Linked DNA regions of Mus musculus: region 1 is linked to region 2. A link is a loop called in an ENCODE intact Hi-C map of the cell type or tissue named here. Cell type or tissue: left cerebral cortex. All regions are shown on one strand.

Region 1 (8,000 bases), 220 kb before region 2:
CCGCTCGCTCTGACAAAAGCTACAGGAGGGCCAGTTGTCTCTTTGGTTGTTGGCTGGGTCATAGGTTTTTGTTGTGTTTCATTTTGCTTTTTCCATTAATTTGGGTTGGCAGGACCCCCTCCGCCCCTCGTCAGTGTTAAAGCTCTGTCATGATTGTGACATGGCTGCTTTCAGCTTTTCCTGGGCCCACAAGGAAAGTATCACAGCGTGACCATTATTTCCTGTCAGAATAAATATATGTGCCTTTTCTTTTTAAGGGTTGTATCTTTTTTTTCCCCCCCTCAAAGATGTCTTCCAAAGGAATATGGGGACTGAGCCTGAGGCAGCTGTGTGGCTGCTTCCTCAAACCCTCGGTGGAGAAGGACTGAGCTTCACAGAACACACGACAGTGATCTCTAAGCCAGGGAAGGCCCCTAGGCACTGGAGACCCCAAAGAGAGCTTCCTGCTTCCTCTGCTGGGGGCTGGGGGGGATCTCTTCAGGTCAGGCGTCTGCCAGCCTGGCTGCTCTTGGGGACCTGCTGAGCCGCCTCAGACGCCAAGGCACATTTTGGGCAAGGAGCTACAAGGTTACAAGGCTGGTGGGGAATTGATTTTTTTTTTTCATTGTCTAGCCACACAGTTGGAAACCCAAAGAAAATAAAGTGAAATTTTGTCCTCACACAGCCTGTGGCCTCCGGGATTTGTTTGGCTAAGATAGGACTGTGTTCTAGGCCTCCCTTTAGTTTAAGGGGCTTGGGAGAACATTTCTGTCTTCTGATAATACATGCTTGGGACCAGGGTTTACCTGGTGGGACTCTATTCTGAACTTACGGGTCTGGCTAGGCCCAGGTGCAGATAACGGCCGTTGTCTATTGAGATGAAGCATCAACGGGGGAGAGATGCGCTTAGGTCTGGTCTCCTGTCTTGGTTTCCTGTAGCCGACTTTTTTTTTTTTTTTTTTTTTTTTTTTTTTTAAGATTTATTTCATTTATATGAGTGCACTGTAGCTGTCTTTAGACACACCAGAAGAGGGCATCGGATGGTTGTGAGCCACCATGTGGTTGCTGGGAATTGGAACTCAGGACTTCTGGAAGAGCAGTCAGTGCTTTTAACCGCTGAGCCCTGTAGCCAACATTTTTATGGTCCCGAGTTCTGCCTTTTGCTTATCCCACGTCTATTCCATCACCAAGTCTGGTTGCCTAGGAGGTGCTGGGGGCATGGAATCCAGGGTCCTGTGTATACTGGTCACATGGTCCATCACTAAGTGACATTCCCAGGCCCCTTTAACTTTAGGTTGACCTTGGACTGCTGTCCCACCTCACAGCTCCCTCCTTGCCTCCTCCATTTGGCTCAGCCTCCAGCTGGATTTAGATGATATTGGACCCTGTCACTTTCCTGCTTTAAATGTGTCTGCGGCTGCCTTTTAATCACAGAGTCTCTTTCTTAAGGGCTGTGTGTGGCCGGGCATGGGAGAAAAAGGCAGGTGGATCTCTGAGTTCAAGATCAGCATGGTTTACAGAGTTCCCGGACAGCCAAGGCTGTTCAGAGAAACCCCTGTCTTGCAAAACGAAACAAAAGCAAAAGGGCCCTGTGAAGTGGCCCCACCTCACTCTCCCTCTGCTGTGCTTGCCCACCATGCTTCAGCCACATTGGCTGCCTCCGACCCTGAACGTCCCTTCTGCTCAGGAATTACACACACTTGCTACTTTGGTCTAAGACACCGTTCTTTCTCCCTCTTTGTTTAGTACTCTCATTTTCTTATCTTTCCCCTTTCCTTTTAAAATTAATTTTATACAGGGTCTCACTACACAGCTCTGGCTGGCCTGGAACTGTGTAGACCAGGTTGACATCTTTTGCTTACAGCACCCTTAGATGATAGATCTGCCTACTTCTGCCTTGGGGGTGCTGGATTAAAGTTATGCATCATTGTCTGGGCTCCGCCCCGCAGTTATCTGGCAACAGCCAGGCATGCCTGATTCACTATAAAAGGGGCTGCTTGGCCCCTCCTCTCTTGCTCCTGCTCTGTCCTCTAGCCCCTTACCAGCTCTCTAAGTTCCTCTCCCCCCTCCCCATTCACGTGCTCATGGCCAGCCTCTACTCCTCTCTCTCTGCCTTTCTCTGTCTCTACTACCCTCTCAACTCCCCTCCTCATGCCCTGAATAAACTCTATACTATCCCACCTTGTGGCTTGTCCCTTAGAGGGGAGGTTGCCTCAGCACTGGCCCACAGAGGCACCTCCTTCCCCAACACCTGACTGCACGTTCACCAAATGTACTCCTTTTCTTATGGTTTTATAAAACACAAAAGTCATGAAGCCTGACTTTCTCTGTGTCAGAGAAACCATCTTTGAGATGGGGTTTCTCTGTGTAGCTCTGGTAGTCCCGGAACTTGCTCTGTAGACCAGGCTGGTCTCAAACTCAGATCCAACTGTCTCTGCCACCAGAGTGCTGGGATCTAAGGTGTACGCCACCACTGCCTGGCTTCTCTCTCCTTTTGAACACAGGTTTTAGTGTGTAGCCCATGAACATAGGATGGTCATGCTTCAGCCTCCTGGGGGCTGGGATAACAGGTGTTCATTCCCATAGCCGATTCCAATGCTTTTCCCTGTTGTCTATGCAGCAAACATCGGACCTCTGAGTCCCTATTACGTTACCCTTTTGAATTCTCTAGTAGGTTCTTGTTTCTATTTGTTGCTTTCTTGTTTGGTTGCATGCAGACTGTTTGAAAAACAGGGTTTTTTTCTTTTTTTTCTTTTGCTTACAGCACCCTTAGATGATAGATTAATTTTAGGCACACAGTAGGTGCTGATATGGAAAAGAGAATGGGACGATGCTTTAATTCTGTCTTAGTGTTAAACCTGTGAGCTCCAGTTCTGCAAACCTAATCAACAGTGGTCTTAAATATTCCTCAAAGGCCAATATCCCCCTCTGTCTTCATAGCTACCCTGTAATCTGTGCCAACAGCAGCTTATCTTCGATAAGAATTATTCAAGTCGACTCTGCCTCTACTCAATCTATTGCTGCTTCTTGACAGGGTCCTGAGTCCTCTTCCCTGAATCGGATTCCCTGCTGGCTTTCCCATTGCCCTCAGCACAAATTCCAAAGTAGTGAGGCTCACCCAGTCTAGCTCCTACCTACCGCTGAGCTTCTCTCTGATTCTCATGTTGTACCCATCACACAGACCTTTCTTTCTCCTGTATGCTTCCCTCCCTTTCCATAGGGCTCACATGCTTATGCTCTGGTCTGGGGTCTCCGCTGCACCTGTAAGAATTTGGGTGAAGGAATCGGACTAGGGGATTTCAACCTAACTTGCAGTGGCAACTTCTGGCCAGCAGGTGGCAGTCCAGTACAATGAGAGACACTACCATTGGGTGGGAGCTAGGTTCCGATTCCTTTCCATTTGGGCCATGAGGGAGTCCCAGGGTCTCTCCTGAGAACTCTGACAGAAAGTACAGTTCCTTATACTCAGCACCAGAACATGCCTTCCTAGGCTGGGAAGCAGAGTCTCTTAGTGGGACCTAGCAACCATCCTGGGGGTTTGGATGAGCTCAATGGATAAACATTTGCCCACTATGGGTGATGCCCTGGGTTCAGTTTCTGGTACTGCAAAAACAAAATACATCTACAGACTACTGCCTAGGGGGAGGACGTGTCAGGAATGTGGATTCCAGGGTCTCATCCAGATAGCAATTCCCACCTTAGATATTCGTGTGCCTCCTTTTTCCCATGTGAAGGCAAGATCACGGTTGTGCCCATGGTGGTGTGGTGGGCACCCGTCTTCCCATAGTAAGGCTTAGGCGAGTGAGTGTGATGGTGGACCCTCGGTCTGATTTCTGCTTGAATGGAGGGTGGGCTAATACCTAAAGAGAGGCTTGTTCAGGGTTACTCTCCAGTAAAACATGTTCTATGCTCTGGTCCTGAGCTGGGAAGATGATGACATCCGAGATCACCATGAAGCCCTAAACCTGCAGCAGAAATTTTAGCTTCTGTTGGGGAAGATGTGTTCGTATCATTGAAAAATGATTGTGTGTGTGCATGTGTGTGCGTGGGTGTGGGTGTCCAGTGTTGTTGTTATTTAGAAGAGTTGTTTCCTTTATAATCTGCCTACAAAGGCCAAGGAACCTAAGTTGTGTTCATACTCGTCAATGATGCTTCATGCTGAGGTCTCACTATGTAGCTCTGCCTATCCTGGAACTTGCTCTGTATACCAGGCTGGCCTCGAACTCACAGAGATCCGCCTGCCTCTGCCTCCCTGAGTGCTGGGGTTAAAGGTGTAAAGGTGGGGGCCACCATGCCCAGTTTCATGCTGGTTTTGAAGTTGACACTTGTTGAAATTGTGTGTGTGTGTTTTTTTGTTTGTTTGTTTGTTTTCCCAAGACAGGGTTTCTCTGTATAGCCCTGGCTTTCCTGGAACTCACTCTGTAGACCAGGCTGGCCTCAAACTCAGAAATCCACCTGCCTCTGCCTCCCGAGTGCTGGGATTAAAGGTGTGCACCATCACCACCCGGCTTGTGTGTGTGTTTTAAAGAATTATTTATTTCATGTCTATGAGTACACTAGCGCTGTCTTCAGACACACCAGAAGAGGGCATATGGATCTCATTACAGGTGGTTGTGAGCCCCCATGTGGTTGCTGGGAATTGAACTCAGGACCTCTGGAAGAGTGGCCAGTGCTCTTAACCACTGAGCCATCTCTCCAGCCCTATTTGTGTTCTTTTGATGCCACTTTCTACCGTGGATACCTCTGGGAAGAAAGTCCAGCGCAGCAAGGTGTACCAAGAGGAAAACAATGTGGGAATTTAGTTTTATCCCCTTGGTGACATTCTGTGTGGCTCTAAGGGAAGGTTTTATTTTATTTAAATTTATTATTTTATGTGTTTGGGCATTTTTGTCTGCATGCGTGTTTGTGTACCACATGTGTGCCTGGTCCCTGCAGAGGCCAGAAGAGGGTGTGTATCCTCTTAGGCTAGAGTTCTAGACAGTTGTGAACCGTCATGAAATGTTGAGAAATGAAGCCTCATCCTTTGGCAAAGTAGCCCGTGCTCTTTTTCTTTGTTTCAAGACAGGGTTTCTCTGTGTAGTCCTTGCTCTCCTGGAACTTGCTCTTTACACCACCTGACCTTGAGCTCAGAGATCTGCCTGCCTCTGATTCCCAAGAGCTGGGATTAAATGTGCGCACCACCATTGCCTGGCTTAGCAGTGCTTTTAACTGTTGAGCCACTTCTCCAGTCACCCAGAGAGAATATTTTATTTTATTTTATTTTAATTTTTTGGTTTTTCGAGACAGGGTTTCTCTGTATAGCCCTGGCTGTCCTGGAACTCACTCTGTAGACCAGGCTGGCCTCGAACTCAGAAATCTGCCTGCCTCTGCCTCCCAAGTGCTGGGATTAAAGGCGTGCACCACCCCTGCCCGGCAGGACTATTTTAAATATAAAAGTTTTACTCTAGGAGGCTGGATGTGGTAGTGATGTACATCATGAACCCCAGCACTCCGGAGGCAGCGGCAGGGGGATCTGGGTTTGAGGCCAACCTTCAAGTTGTAGGCCAGTCAGAGCTATGTACTGAGGCCCTGTCTGAATTAACTCTCACCCTCGGTCATATGAAATGGCTCAGTAAGGGGACTTGCTGTTAAACTGGAGGGCCTGAGTCTGATCCCTGAGACCCAGCAGATGGATAGAACTGACTCCTGCAAGTTGTCTTCTGGTCTCTACATGCACACTGTGGCACACACCTACAAACACACTAACTAGTAAACAAACGATAGACAAGTGTAATCTTTAAAAAAATTAAAAACCAGGCTAAAGAAACATTAGTTTTCCCTTTTATTTCCGCAGTTCCCACTGAGGGAATCTCTCACTTTTTTTTTTTATGGAAATCATTTCGGCTATAGTGACACCTGATTTGATGCTGAATGTTCCTTGAGAATGAGCCGGGTGTGGTGGGATGTGACTGTAATCTCAGTCTATGGGAAGCTGAGGAGGAGGCCAGCCTGGGCTACAAAGACGAGGATACCCCATCTCAAAAAACAAGCAACAAACAAACAAAACCAAGAAAGCCTTTCTCGGGAGTTCGTTTCTATGGAGTACTCAAGTGCCCCTGGATTAATGGTGGTTCTCGGGCTCCCGGGTGAGTGAGGGGTCAGACTCAGGTCCTCCAGTCTAACAGCAAGTCCCCTTACTGAGCCACCGTCCTCCACCTTACTTCCCAAATAGCCCTCAGTAGTGTTTTAACCTCACCTGCAGCCACTCAGGGTTCACTCTCCCAGGCCCCACTAACTCTTCTCTGGGTAACCTGCTTTCTATAGCATCCAGCTGTAAGCTGGCGCAGTTAACCCAGCATATTCCACTTCTCCACGACATCAGATCTGTGGGAACATCTCGGGCTTTGCAAGACTGCAGGCTGCTGGTCTGTCACAGAGAATCCTTCCCTTAGTCCATCCCTGCCCTCTCCACTGAGCAAAGCCCTCGTACCAGGTCACGCCTGTGGCCCCCGGCCATCCTGCCAGGTTCTATCATCTGTGACTGAGGTGCAGGCCAGTCTCACTTCGGAAGGAGCTGGGAAATCTACATTCTCGCCCGGGGAAGTCTGATAGCCAGATGCTAAGGAGAGTCACTGGGCTTCGACTTCTCCAAGGCTTCTGTTGGCAGCGAGGCTGCTGTGGTTGGCGGTCCACACAGAGTGGGGTGCACCAGGAAGCTCATGCTGGCTTTGCATGGCATCTGGGCTCATCCTGACCATCCAATCTGAAATTGCTTAGGAGGCAGTGGGGGAGGGGGGCACTGGAGTGTGTTGTTCAGTGGTAGAGGACTAAGCTCAGACTCCTCAAAAGATTGACTTCAGTTTGCTGAGTCCTTAGCAGGCTGCTAATCTGAGGGACAGCTCTGGCATAGAAGTCTTTAGGAGGGATCAGGAAGCCAAGAAGCAAGGCTTAGCGCATGCAGAGAGCCTGCTACAGTCGTGGGCTGTCTGCCCTACTTCTCACTGGAACCTTCTCCCCAGCTACCCACATCAGGGTTACCTACAGGATGTTTCTAGCAGGTTCCTAAGTGTTCCAATTGCTATTTACCTCATGGAAGAAGAGTGGGGCTTTTAGGGAAATGAAGAGCAGCAGAAAGTAGGTTTAATGGTGTAAAAAATTTTTCCACGGAAGATGACTTTGAAAATAGCATGAAATCCGCTTAACTCGCCAGTGCCTCTGTGCTGAGCAGAGAGTGCTGGGGGCTCAGAAGGCAGCTAGGAAACCCAGCAGGAGATGCTGACTCAGAAAATCATCGCTTTCTGTCTAGGGGTGCCCACTGGAGTCGCAGAGGGTGGCAAGGCCACACACCGAGGTCTTCCACAGTGCCTCAACTGCAATTCCAGACATTGGTCCTTGGTATTGGGGCGGGGGCTGGGAGGAAGAAAAGTCAAACTGTGGGGGTCATGAGCGAGACCCTGGAAAGAAAGCAATGGTCTCCAAGCCCCAGAGCCAACCTGGCTGGGAGTTGGGCCCCCATCTTCTGTGGCTTGCGAATGTTGGTAATGTCTAGGTTTCCTGATTTGGGCAGAAGTCAGAATTGGGGGCATGGCAAGTGCAGTGGGTTTGCACTGATCTGCAGAGCTCAGCTCCCTGAGGACAGGAAGGAGGCTGCTATTTGTGGGTTATTAACCATTTCGTTCATTACAGCTAGGGTCACCGTCTTAGCTAGGGTTGTATTGCTGGGAAGAGACACCGTGACCACAGCAATGATTATAAAGGAAAACATTTGACTGGGGCTGGCGTATAGTCCCTTGTCATCATGGTGGGAAGCATGGCGGTATGCAAGCAGACATGGTGCTGGAGAGGCAGCTGAGAGCTCTACACCTAGATCCATAAAGGAGCAGGAAGAGACAGTGAGGCAGTAAGTAGCCTGGCTTGAGGCTCTGAGACTTCAAAGCCCACCCCATTAGGCATTTCTTCTAACAAGGCCACGCCTCCTGATAGTGTTAGGGCACCAGGCAGGTAGCTCAGTTCACCGGTGGGGTGCTAGCTTAGCATTCACG
Region 2 (8,000 bases):
GGGTTTCTCTGTGTAGCTCTCGGTATCATAGAACTGGCTCTGTAGACCAGACTACTCTAAAACTCAGAGATCTGCCTGCCTCTGCCTTCAGAATGCTGAGATTAAAGGCGTGCATCACCACCACCTGGCAGTTTGTCTATTTTATCTACTGCTATATTCCCAGGGTTTTCATAATAGTGCATATTAAAGGGGTTCCACAAAACAGAACAGAACAACACACACACACACACACACACACACACACACACACACAAAACCAAAAAAAAAACTCAAACCAAAACCAAAAACAAAAAAAAACCTCAATTAGCAACTGTAGTTCTACATTCTACCAGCAGATGGCACTTGATCCCTAGATCTGACCTGCACACGACGGCCAGAATCGACCTGGATTGAGGAAGTTAAGGAATAATTTTGTCTTGGGACCCCTTCCCAAGAGATGAATGGGATGACAGAAGAACTCAACATCTATCTACCAAAGCTTCAGGAGACAAAACTGAGGCTCCAACTCCAGCACAGGTATACATCTGTGTATCTAGCAGGTGCCCATAACTTCACACCTGGTCATTGCTGTCAGCTTTGTCCTAGTGACAGTCTGCTTTGCTTCACTTTCTGACTTCTAACAGCACCTTGCAATGCGCATGCATGCGCGCGCACACACACACACACACACACACACACACACACACACACACACACAAGCACACACAAGCCTGCAGCATAACCATCCCCTCCCTATGACAGCCAGACTTCATCTCAGCCTCAGCCCCCGGCTCCCCTATACCAGGGGCAAAAGCTTATGGTGAAAAGCCCTAGTTCTGAGTTAAGCCTGCATGGCAGCCTCATCTCCAGATGTGCCACTCTGGCCCTCTCCTTCCTCGTCTATGCTCTAGGGCCCCAGGTCAGTGTCTCTTCCCTGACCATCTTCACTATATTGTACTGCTCCATTGCCCTTGACAGAATTGTCCTGTGCTTTTAGAAACACATTCACCAGCACATACTGCTCGTGCCTCCAACTTGATTTTAAGACATTGGCTTGCCCTCCAGCAGGTTTTGTATTCTGTGGGTCCCCGAGCCCTCTCCCATGCTCAGCACATGTAATCATGCAGTTGCCTGCACAAGTCAGAATAGAGGGGAAAGCTGAAACGGGGCAGGTGTCCTGCTAACTCTCCTTGAATGGTCTTACGCTGGAGCCACTTGGCAGCACTCAGCTCTATGCCCTGCAGACTTTAGGCTAGGCCTCCAAAGGTTAGTAGGGAATTCATTTAGACGCAGAGAGGGCCAGCTACGTGCAGGCACTGATCTGCTGGGAACATGAAAGCTAACAAAACCCTGCTTAAGCAGAACTTGTATAAGTTTGAACACATACATAGAAATAGAAATACGTGAGGGGGGAATAAATGCTATAAGAAAGCATAAAGCTGGATGAGGGCACAGAAGGGATGAGACACGGTGAACTTTGCTAAGATACAGAAGACCGTTGCAGGCAAGAGAAGAGTATGTGTGCAGAGCAGGAGGCAGAAGATCCTCTGTAGTGGGACTAGGCGTACAAGCAACGGGAATGCTACCTGGAACTACAACGGACAGATAAACCAGGCTCAGGCCAAGGGCTGCCAAAGCCCCTCCTAGACTAATCAATTGCACCTTGCCCAGTCTGGCATTGCCAGGCTCCTGTGCCTTCACTCCAGAGACACCTGGGTACTCAGGAGAGGTCCCCAACTCATTAAATCCTGGGCAAGGCGTTGTTGGGGCGGGGAGGGGACCTCCTGTGATAACAGAGTCCAGAACCCGCAGCGAGTGGTGCAAAATAATAAGTTGAAGAGTTGGAGCGAGGCGTGGCTTTTCAAAATGTGCAAACAACGCTGACATCTAGACTTCCTGGAACACAGACCCAGTCCCTCGCACAGGTCAGGGCAGCCTTCTCTTTCACAGAGCTCCTAAACCCTTGCCTAAGTCCTCTGCGTGTCCCAGCAGACCTGAGCCCGGACTATACACTTGTCTTGGCGCGCCTGCTTCGCTGTCAGCCCGTTCCTGGAGATGCGTCTGTCTTCGCGCCCTGATGTCCCCACTCCCCCCCCCCCCCCCCCGCCCAGATCCTCCACCTACTGGCGCCCGGAGCCAGTTTATCCTTCTCTGGGCCTCAAGAACCCAGAGCGCCCACCCAGCCACTGCAGCTCGTTAGCCCAGCACAGAATGAGTGAGAAACGCACACGAGCTTAACGTCGGGGTTCTGGGAGAACTGGTGTCCAAGGGAACAGATAGTAGATTTATTTTCCCCAAAATAACTTTTTGAAAGCTGGTCCGAGCCCCGGTTTCGGAACCTCGGAGCGGTTTCTCTAGTAGTTACTGAGGACAAAGGGACAGGACCCGCACTCCACTGAAGGCGTAACTGTCCGGGATACCCGCATCCCTTTGCTCCACCCCGCCCCCAGCCCTATCCCCTCTTCAGTGCTCACCCGGTGAGCCGCCCTCGCCGTGCAGCCGCGGGTCGCTGAGGGGTTTCCAGGCGCGCGACAGAAGGTGCAGCCCTGGCTGCTATCTGCTGCTGGCCCCGGGGATGGCTTCTCCGAGTCTGGACAGGTGGCTGGACTCGACGCAGCTGCTGGGTTCGGGGTGGCCTCCTGGCCTCGGCCTCTGCGAGCCTCCCAGGGTTCCCCTGGGCCGGCTGGTTCCACTCAGAGGGCGACAAGCCGGGGACCGGCGCGTCAGGCTCTCGGAACAGACTGTACACCTTGGCTGCAGCCGCTGCGGGGTGGCTGCCCACGGGGTGCCACAACCGATTCGCATCCCTGCTAGCTGGTTCGTATCTCCCTATGGAATCCCGTTGGGCATGACTTGTCCCCATCAAGACAGCCAGGACAAGTGGCAGGAAGCCCCTCCAACGCACCCGTCGGATGCATCCGGAGCAGCGAGCGGTGGTCGGCGCTCTCATGGCGCCAGAGTGGCTGCAGAGCTGTGGGCACCGGAGACCTCGCGGGGAGGTGCTTTCCATCGTTCGCTCCACAGACCCGCCTGGCGACTTGCCCCTTCCCGTCTAGGGGACCTCTGAAACAGCCGTTTGGGGGTCCAGGGGTTCCTAGGTAAGGGCTGTATGGCGTGAGCTGCCCGGGCTGCGCACCGAGCCCGAGCCTGCCGCACCTTCGCTCCCGCACTGCCGCCGTCTGAAGGGGAACCGAAGGGTTTTATTTTTGGAAACCGCCCCCTGCTTTTTCGCCTCTTTTATCCACGCCATGCCCCCCTCCTTGGAGGGACAGCTCGGCCCCCTTATTACGGGAGACAAGAATTCCAGCAACACCCTCTTTGGCACCGAGAAGCGAGCGGGCGGCGAGGGGATTAACCCGTGAGGAGCTGCGGGCGACAGGGCAGACCCGGGGACTGGAAAGACAGATGGCGTCTGCCTGGACCAGCGCACCTGAGCTGCCTTTTTCCTGTCCTGGGCAAACTCAAGTTGTCCACCTGTCCTGGATGTATTTTCTGTTCCTGACCTCACGGACCCAGATGAACTGCTTCTCGGGCCTGAAGGAAGCTGGGGAAGGTACCCAGACCGGAGTAATGGGGACCGAGCCCGAGGCATGCGCGCCTGGTCTCGTTGCTTCCACCTCTGACCGCTGGGGGCGCTAGGCGAGAATGCAGGTGTCCCTGGGGCAGCTCCCAAGAGCCGGTTGCCTATGGGGAAGGGCAACTTGGGGCGCGCGCCCCCTGGTGGAGCTGGTCACACCCTTGGCCACCGTGTTTTGTAGCGACACACTCTGCCAACCTGCTTAGAGCCTAGATCTTAATCTGCTTCCTGTGGCGCCAAGCCTTGACCTGGGCCTATGGTGATGGTGGATGCCCGCTGGAAGAGTTGTTCTCTTTTTACAAAGGTAGGCATGGAGCCTCTTGAATAAGGTGACTAAAGGAGAGTATTGCTAAAGATGGAAATAAAACCCAGGCTAGTGGCCTCTGGCCCACAGTCCACTCTTTGAACTCCTACCACCGCCCCTCATTCCTTGGAGAATTTCCCCAAGGGGCTGCATGAGCCTTTGAGCCCTGCTGGGCCGGGTTCTCACACCTTCTTGTATTGAAGGGGACAGGGATGTCCGTTGCCTCCCACCTAAATTAACCTTCTTCCCTGTGTCCCATGCCCCAAAGCCTAAAAGGCTAGGCATATATGGTTTTCCTGAAAGTGTTTTCACAGCCTACTGGCTCCTAAGCAGACAGGATAAAAGAGCCTGTAAAGGCACCAATTACAACTTCCCATACCAGCCCCTCCCTTCCCAGAATCCTAAGTAATACCTAACTGGATTAGAAAGTCTCAATATTTGACACTGGCCTACGGAGTCCTCCCTGCCCGGCTGGTTTTCTGACCGATCTGAACTTACTCCTGCTCGGTATTCATTACACAGTACCCTCACAGTCTCTGCTTGGCAAATGTTTGATGCATTGTGACGGCTCATCTCTCTACCTAGAGTATTCATCTCCAAGAGGTCTTCAGGACTACCTCTTCATTTCACCTCACAGAGCAAACATCGGCCCCTACAGTGGCCATGTGTGTTCTTCCGCTTCCCATTCCTGTGAGGAAATACCCAAGCTTGCCCACTTACAAGGGGAAATCATTTCCTGGGGCTTTGTTGTTGTCTTGGGTTGGTTTGGTTTTTGTTGTTATTCTTTGGTTTTGGTTTTTCTCAAGACAGAGTTTCTCTGTTTAGCTCTGGCTGTCTCCTTTGTAAGACAGGATGGCCTTCAGCTCAGAGATTTGTCTGTCCCCTGAGTACTGGGATTAAAGGCATACGGTGCCACCTCCCAGTTCTTCCCTCCTCTTTTAAAACATATTTTAAAAAATTATTTTCAGCTATGTGTAGGTGTGTGTATATGTCTACATATGGGTGTGTGCACACGAGTGCAGGGTCCTTTGGAAGCCAGTTACACAGGATCTCCTGGAGCCGGACTTACAGGTGATTGTGAGCCACCCAAGGTGGCTGGGAACTAGGGACCTCTAGGGACAGCAAGTGCTCTTCACCACCAGCTCTCTTTAGCTCCATTCTTCTTTACTTAATACATGTCAGACAGGGTCCTTGGCTTGCCAATTTCTACCAGATACAAGAACTAAGTAACTAAGTAGCCTTTGTAACTAAGATCAACTTTAGAAGCTAAAGAGTTGAAAGCTATTCAATTCCATCACGATCATATCTAATTTAATCCTCTTCCTCTCCCCACTGTATCCTCATGAAAAAGCTGCAGGCCCTATAGTGGGGAAAGTGGGGTGGGTGGGGTCGGATCTGTTCTTCAGACTCCCCTTTCACGCTCTGGCTCTCCAGGGTCATGTTTCCACAGGAAGTGTCAGAAAAGGAGTAACAAAGTCTTATTTAGCTGATGCCCAAGCATTGGTCAGCTCATTCATAGGCATGTGTGGGTTCTTTGGGTGTGTGTGTGTGTGTGTGTGTGTGTTCCACCCCAAACTGTCATAGCAAAGTCATCTTTGACCAACCTCTTGGCAATCCTGCATTCCTTGCCCCAAGAGACATTCCAGTCCCTGCCAGGCCAGGCAATGGTAAGGTGGCTACTTAACTTCCCTACCATGTAGACTATTCTAGCAAAGTTCCACAGTTACAATTCTCCATCAGGAAGTGCATGTGAGTTTCTTCATATGTGTTCTTGCTCAGTTTCTAAAGATGCACATTAGTAGCTGCCAAGAACTCTCTTACTGTGTCTTGGCATCTGTGGTGGTGGGGAGATCTGTAATAGCCATCGATTGCCCGAGCACCAGAAAAAAAGACAGCAGTCATAGCATCTCCTCTTCTGCCAGATGGTGGCCTGCATTAGGAGTGTCCTCAGGCTCAGGGAAACCTGAACCCCGGCTTCTAAGTTGACCAGAGAGTTCTTGCCCCAGTGGCTAACTCCATCTTTTTCACCTATGGGCAGGAACCAAGGTAGTTGGTAAAAGACCTGTTCTACTTAACTGTGTCCTATACTTCTCTTCAGAAGGCCCTGTTGTTCTAGGCTCTGTCACTTGAGTGGACAGTGTATGTTTGTGTGTGTGTGCGCGCGTGCATGTTCATGTGGGGTTGCATACATGTGTGGTAGCCTGAGGTCACCCTTGAGTGTCATTCCTCAGTGGTCATCCATCAAGATCTCTCACTGGCCTGGGACTTACTGATTCCACTAGACTAGCTGTTTAAGAAGCCCGGGAGATTTATCTGCCTCTGCCTTCCCAGTGCTGGAATTAACAGACACATGCTTTCATGCCTGGTTTTTCATTTCTTTTTTCCTTCTTCTTCTTCTTTCTCTCTTTCTTTTGTTTTTCGGTTTATTTTATTTTATTTTATTTTAACCTGTGTTCTGGGGACCAAACTTAGGTCCTCGTGTTTGCAGGCAGGCACCCCATCAACTGAACCATCTCCCCAGCCCAGCTTCAGCAGACACACTAAAACCACAGAAAGAGTCCTGTTCCACAATCTATAAAATTACTCATCAGTCTGACTTCCCTAGCTACTGTATCTCTAACTGAGCTGAACATACAACAGGGCTAGAATCTGGTGGGTGGTCAAGAGACACCTGGATGGCAGCTCTGGGATGAATGACAGAGTGCCCCATCAACCAGGCGCAACTGGTATCGCTAAGCCCATTTGAAGAGAGGAAAATGTGAGCTCTGGGTGGCCACTCCTGGTCCAAACTCTCATACTTGCTGTCCTTGGGGATGAACGCCACCTCCGTCCCCAGAACACTTCATTTCCTCCCTTTACAGTGAAGCAATCGCCAGCCAGCCCGTGCTGACTCTTCCTGGTTGCAATGGGTGCCCATCTCTGCAGTCCAGACCTTCCTCCTGTTCTACCTGCCCTGGTGCCTTCATGGGCCCTCCTCTCCATCCCCAATGCTCACCTCATATCCCCAAGAGCTTCTCAAGGCCAGAAACCTTGGCGTCATCTTGTCCCTGAGCTATTTTTTCCTCCTGTGTGTCCAAGTCATTATTACTGCTCTGTCTCCCCGGCCTGCATTTCTGGAAGTCTGCCGCCCATTCAGCCTCTCACTGCCTCAGCCAAAAGCCGCAGCAGACGCGCTTCCCTCACCGCCGGGCACCCCTCCCACTCCTCAGTGAGTACGAGTGGTCCTTGGAAATCCCCACCTTGTTCTCCTGGGCCCACAGCCCCGATAATCTCCAAAGCTTGGCATCTGCTACTTTTCTGAGCACCGTCCTCCCATCCCATCCCATGCCTCCTCCCCCTGCCCCCAAAACACACACACACACACACACACACACACACACACACACACACACACACACAACTGTTTGGATCTCATGGCATGGCATTTCAAAGTCCCCTCTCCCATTAACACTTGAGTCCTGATAGATATTTTTTACTTCATTTTGCTGTTTGAAGCTGCCAAAATTTACGGCACCTAGTACGGCCCAGGCACTATGTTAACTGTGCTCTGCAAATGACTCATGTACCAGACCTATAGGGCAGTGGTTCTCAGCCTATGGGTCAGGATCCCCACCCCCGCCCCCAAACCATTGGAAAGTACAGATATATACATTTTGATTTGTAACAGTAGCAAAATTACACTCATGAGGTAGCAATGAAAATCATTTTATAGTGTATGTGGGGGGTGGGGGGGGTCACCACAACTGTATTATGGGGGTGGGGGAGTCACCACAACATAAAGAGCTGTATTAAGGGGTCACAGCATTAGGAAAGTTGAGAACCACTGCAATAGGGAATCATGACTTCCACAAACACCAAGAAGAACACTGAGTCTGGGAACAGCTACTGGCTTGCCCAGGACCACACAACAAACAGTAAATAACAGATACAAGATTCAAACCTGGCTCACCTAAGCCCAAGCTTTAAGTCACAAACGCACACTACCCTGCCTCAACCCAGGGCTCCCATCACAACTACCTCCACGGTTATGACCACTAACGGATCGCTGGTGCCTCCCTCGTGCCTGCCAGCTCACAACTTAATACCTGAAGAACTGGGGTGATCAGAACACTCTGGTTCCCTGAACCCTGTCTGCCCAGT

Evidence for each region. Hi-C counts contacts between places; a loop is a spot of excess contacts. Peaks named below come from ENCODE experiments on the same cell type or tissue, not always from the same donor. Only the 100,000 strongest peaks of a DNase experiment are listed, where the experiment ranks them.
Region 1: it touches region 2 in a loop (2.0-fold over the local background); 3 of 42 quality-filtered maps call a loop at or near these places.

The regions. Positions count from the first base shown.
Region 1 is chr12:84,650,793-84,658,792 of GRCm38, forward strand. Vrtn (vertebrae development associated) reads left to right here. Exons shown (of 2, transcript NM_001033776.2): 2 at 1-663. Among named protein-coding and RNA genes, the nearest start is that of Vrtn, 12 kb to the left of the region's middle. In left cerebral cortex, a CTCF peak has its summit at 3,312 (motif pointing right); DNase peaks (open chromatin) are centred at 3,314 and 6,952.
Region 2 is chr12:84,873,303-84,881,302 of GRCm38, forward strand. It overlaps Ltbp2 (latent transforming growth factor beta binding protein 2), which reads right to left and starts at 3,189. Exons shown (of 36, transcript NM_001370743.1): 1 at 2,454-3,189. The coding sequence starts at 2,929. It overlaps D030025P21Rik (RIKEN cDNA D030025P21 gene), which reads left to right and starts at 2,500. Exons shown (of 1, transcript NR_028577.1): 1 at 2,500-6,453. In left cerebral cortex, CTCF peaks have their summits at 332 (motif pointing right), 3,618 and 3,817; DNase peaks (open chromatin) are centred at 420, 3,633 and 6,970.